Linked DNA regions of Homo sapiens: region 1 is linked to region 2. A link is an interaction called in ENCODE POLR2A ChIA-PET data of the cell type or tissue named here. Cell type or tissue: CD4-positive, alpha-beta T cell. All regions are shown on one strand.

The links. Peaks named below come from ENCODE experiments on the same cell type or tissue, not always from the same donor. Only the 100,000 strongest peaks of a DNase experiment are listed, where the experiment ranks them.
Region 1: POLR2A ChIA-PET joins it to region 2 with 7 read pairs; 3 of 35 experiments call an interaction of 5 or more read pairs at or near these places.

Annotation. Positions count from the first base shown.
Region 1 is chr2:74,253,516-74,256,015 of GRCh38, reverse strand. SLC4A5 (solute carrier family 4 member 5) reads left to right here. Exons shown (of 31, transcript NM_133478.3): 13 at 84-241; 14 at 1,310-1,397. Among named protein-coding and RNA genes, the nearest start is that of MTHFD2, 56 kb to the right of the region's middle. In CD4-positive, alpha-beta T cell, no CTCF peak of the experiment used is centred here; no DNase peak of the experiment used is centred here.
Region 2 is chr2:74,379,282-74,381,781 of GRCh38, reverse strand. DCTN1 (dynactin subunit 1) reads left to right here and starts at 1,471. Exons shown (of 32, transcript NM_004082.5): 1 at 1,471-1,777. The coding sequence starts at 1,745. RefSeq lists an enhancer at 1,159-1,670. In CD4-positive, alpha-beta T cell, no CTCF peak of the experiment used is centred here; a DNase peak (open chromatin) is centred at 1,421; H3K4me3 peaks cover 401 bases.

The DNA of each region.
Region 1 (2,500 bases), 130 kb after region 2:
GCCTCAAAGCAGTCTGAAGGGGAGTGAGGGAGTGAGAGCAGGTGGGAGTCTCCTTGGCTATCTCGTTTCCCCTCCCTGTCCAGCGGAAAAACAAATTCATGAAGAAGATCCCCAAGGACTCAGAAGCGTCCAACGTGCTCGTGGGCGAGGTGGACTTCCTAGACCAGCCATTCATCGCGTTCGTGCGCCTCATCCAGTCGGCCATGCTGGGAGGAGTGACCGAGGTGCCTGTCCCCACCAGGTGAGAGCCATTGAAACCTGTCCCCACGCCACTCTCAGGTAGCCAGTCAGCAGTGCAGTCAGCAAGCAGTGCTGTTGACTGTTAGTGTTCTCAAAGGCACCTCTAAACGTGGAGGCTGCTGGGAAGGGAAATCTTCTGACTAGGGAAGAGTTTTAGAGTTTATTAAAAATAATAACAAAAGAGGCCAGGTGCGGTGGCTCACGCCTGTAATCCCAGCACTTTGGGATGCCAAGGTGGGCAGATCATGAGGTCAGGAGTTCGAGACCAGCCTGGCCAACAAGGTGAAACCCCGTCTCTACTAAAAATACAAAAAAATTAGCCAGGTGTGGTGGTACGCGCCTGTAATCCCAGCTCCTCGGGAGGCTGAGGCAGGAGAATCACTTGAACCCGGGAGGCAGAGGTTGCAGTGAGCCGAGATCATGCTATTGCACCCCAGCCTGGGCAACAGAGCAAGACTGCGTCTCAGAAAAAAAATAAAAATAATAAATAATAAAAGAGAAGGAGGCAACAACTAGGAGAGAAGTTGTCAGGTAAGCTTGGGCAGCAAGACAAAGGTGAGGATGCTCAAGGGGGAGCCTCATGGGAGGGGAAGAGGAAATGTTCCTCCAAAGCAAACATAGGGTTCCATGGAGGGAAGTAAAAAAGTTAAGAATGGGCCCAGCGCAGTGGCTCATTCCTCTAATCCCAGCACTCTGGGAGGCCAAGGCGGGTGAATTGCTCGAGCCCAGGAGTTGGAGACCAGCCTGGGCAGCATGGTGAAACCCTGTATCTACTGAAAATACAAAAAATTAGCCGGGCTTGGTGGTACACGCCTGTAGTCCCAGCTACTCAGGAGGCTGAGGTGGGAGGATCACTTGAGCCTAGGAGGTGGAGGTTGCAGTGAGCCAAGATTGCGCCACTGCACTCCATGCAGCCTGGGTGATGGAGCAAGACCCTGTCTCAAAAAAAAAAAAAAAATGCATACTGTTCAGGGCCAGAGAATTCTCTTCACTTGCTTCTGTTTTTCCTTCTCACTTTCATGCTCCTCTTCCTTAATCTTCTCTGTCTCCTCCTCCATCTTCTTTGCAGATTTCTGTTTATACTACTGGGACCTTCTGGGAGAGCAAAATCCTACAATGAAATTGGCCGTGCCATTGCAACCCTCATGGTAGATGATGTAAGTGGTAACCAGAAGCTTGTACTCCTGAATTTTACAGCTCCTGCACCAAGCACTGCACCTTCATTCATTAACTTATCCAGCCAGCACATTTGAGCACCTACTGTGTACCAGGCACTACATAGGATGCTAAAGATTATGAGAATCAGGGAATAGTCATTGTCCTTTAGGAGAACCAATCAAGTGTGAGGGACAGATTGATAATTGTAAAACTAACCATGTGCTAGCTGCCCAGGGGGTCAAGGAGGGCTTCACAGATGAGGGGGCTTTAAAGCTAAGGAGGAGCAGGAGGAAGGTAGACCCAGCACCAGGCTGTGAGGCAAGCATTCCAAACAAAGGAAATGGATCAGGCTCAGAGAAGCTGGATGGAGGTGGTTTGATATAGGCTCAGTGTAAGAGCTTCAAGGGCAGGAGGTAATACTGGAGAGGTGAGCCAGAGACTACACAGAGCCTGTAAGCAGAGCTGAGTCACACTCTGTCCCCAGAGTGATGGGGAGCCTAGAGGACTTTAACTCTTTTTCCGTTTGTGCCAAGAATACTCACTGGCGGTGCTTGCGGCTGCAGGCTTTACCCTGAGATAACTTTTCCCCACGAAATGTCTCACTTTTATTATTATTTTTGCATTGCTCTTATATGTTGACTTTGGAAACAAAAGACATCATTCTACTTAAAGCATTCTGTTTTTAGTTGTGGCATTTCCATTTACAAAATACACTAACTCTCAATCATTGAAAATATCAAATCCTAGAAAACTAGCATTCCTACGAGTGATGCTAACATCATTCTCGAACAGTTTTTGGCCTAAGATTCATTTGATGAATCCAGTGTTTCCAAAATAGATGATTCTGATCATTCCAATGATTCCAATGTTAGTTCTTTTTAGAAATAATTCTAAGAATAATTTTTATATTGCATTTTCACATTGAAAATCAGTCAGATTTGCTTCGGCCTCAAAGAGTGTGTTTATGTAAAATTAAATGAGTGCTGGCAGTGAGCTGCACTTTTTTTTTTTGCCTAAATGGGAAAGGGTTAAATGTGAGCATAGTCCCATCGAATCTGTAAGTCAGAAAGCACACTCTGGAGACAGTGTGAAGAACACGGCC
Region 2 (2,500 bases):
GTTACTTCCCTATGACGGATGAGGAAATTGAGGCATAGAGATGTTAAGTAACTAGACCAAGTTTATGTAGCTACCAAGTGATAAAGCCAGGAAAGTAGCCTGAGTCTAGAACCAGTACTCAACCATGGTTCTATAAAATGTCTTTTTTTAAGGTGTCCTATAGACTGTAAAGTGCTCCGAACATGTGAGGTCCAGGCTGCAAGGATGTGCCTGGCCCTGCCCACCTGTGTAATGGCGAATAGGGAAAGGAGGGGGCGACATGGAGATTTTGCAGGGAGGAGAGAGATTATTTCCTAGGGGGTCTGGCCAGGACTGAAGATTTGGAATTGTGTTTTGGGGCCATATTTCTGAATGTTGGCTGTCATTCTCCTGTTGGGCTACCTGGCCTATCTTAAGAGGGTAGAGCGGGGTAAAGTCACTGTTCTGCCAGTGAAGTAAGCCCAGTGCAGAAAAGACAGGCGTCCCTAGGCCCAAGGGAACTAGATCCATACCATACTCAGTGGAGCCATAGGTCAGACCCCAGGCCAACCTTGTTGGCTGTGTAGGGGCAGGGACCCTGGTCTTTTGGTTTCTAGCCCATGATAGATGGGCCAGTGAATGAAAGCAGTGTGGTAACATAGTCCCTTGGAGACCTCTCATTAGAATGCATAATCTCATTAAATTAAACAATTCTAATTATAAAAGTAATACATGGTTACTGAAGAATTTTTGTGAAATACAAAAGCGTAGAAAATAAACCATTTCATTGGGTCTGAGATGCTAGGAGGCAAGGCCAAGAGTACAAGGGGCAGATGACTGAGGTGGACTGGGCCTTGTGCTACAAGAAGAAAGAAGGGCTCTCTGCTTTTGACTACTGCCTTTAGTAATCCAGTTGAGTCTGATACTCTTGTGTTTTACAACCTGGCCCCTTATAACAACCATAAAGGGTGAAGGGTGACTATGGCAACCTTTGCCAGCCTTGTGGGAGGGGGCTAGGGTACTTGGCTTGCTTTGCTATGTGTGTGAAGTTGCCTTCATTACTGCCCTTCTCTTGCTGCCTCCTGGGCAGGGCCTGCCTCCTCTGGCTCAGTGTGAGATTGAAATCCAGGCCCTACTCACATGAATTTGGACCCTGAGTCCAGAGTTTAGAGAGGGGAGGGAGAGAGAAGAGCACCAGAAAGGTAGATGAGAGACCCTTATTTTGGCTGTGTGGAGGCTCTAGGCAGCTGATCGCTTTGAAGTGTCACTTGATGCTTATGGGCCTGCTGAGGCCTTACATCCTGGGGGAGAGGGGAACAGTGATGGTGAGTGGGTACAGACTAGGAGGACGTGTCAAGACTGCTTCCAGCCCTAGGACAGTGTATTCAAGAGTTGAGTGCTGAGGGTCTGTGGCGTATGCCCAGCCCTTAGTTTCTGGCCCACGTGAAGCAGGGGGGCACTAGGACCCAGAGGCTAGCACGGTTCCTGACAAGTCTAGAGCAGCACTAGCGCAGAGTGAGACTCATCAGCTGGCAAGCAGGATTCTGTGTCTCTGGGTTCAGGAATCCTCAGGCAGCAGAGGGGACTTGCTCCTCAGCCCCCATCACTGCCCCCACCCCTACCCGTGTAGGCCACCGAGTGAGGCCCATGGACTGGGGAGGGCTGTGCCTGACGACTCCTGTGTCCCTCTATGAGGGCCCAGCGCCCTGACCCTCCTGCCTAGGTTTCTACCTTTTCTCTCTGTCTTTGGCCAGCTGGGGGAGGGGGTAGAGGCCGGGTGAGCAACATGGCACAGAGCAAGAGGCACGTGTACAGCCGGGTAAGTGGCCCTAATCTGGGATGGCCCTGGAGGGCTGCTGGGGAAGGCCTGGCTGCCTGTGGACATCATTGCTGTGGGGGCTGGGGAGATAGGCTGGAGCTCAGCTGAGGGCACTCAGACTGTGTTTTCTAAGGAGCCCTCGAAGCCCTGGTGGTGTAAGGCTGGACAGGCTTCCCTTTACAGAGTTGATCCCTAAATGGGGACTAGCAAGGCCTGACCTCTGACTCTAATTGGCCCTCATACCAGGGGCTCCTGAGGGGGTCCAGACTATCCTGGGGACTCAGAATGGGGATGATGGCTCAGAGAGGTCTTACAGTGAAGCCTTTCTTAAGAGCTGCTTTGTTATTTGTTACTTGCTTTCTTTCTCTTCTGAGATAGAATCTGTAGCTACTGTTGTGGCCCCCTGGTTCTGAGAGGCTTATTGGGGTTGGAAAGTGGGGGAGTCTCTGACTTTGGGTTCAGCCTTTTATATCACTGGCAATTCCTTTTATTGTCAGGTCCATGAGAGCCATCCTGCTGTTCCAGGTGTGATTTGGGGTCCTGGAGCCTCTGGGAACTACATCCTCACCTTCCTGGATGAGCTGTTTGGGGAAGGGAATTAGGCAGTGATAGGCTGGGAGGTGTCCTGGCTCTTCCCTGGCTCTGCCAGGGCTCCCTTCTGAAGCTATTATAAATGAGAGTATCAGAAGGGTCTCCCATAGAGTCTTTAGGATGATGGTATCA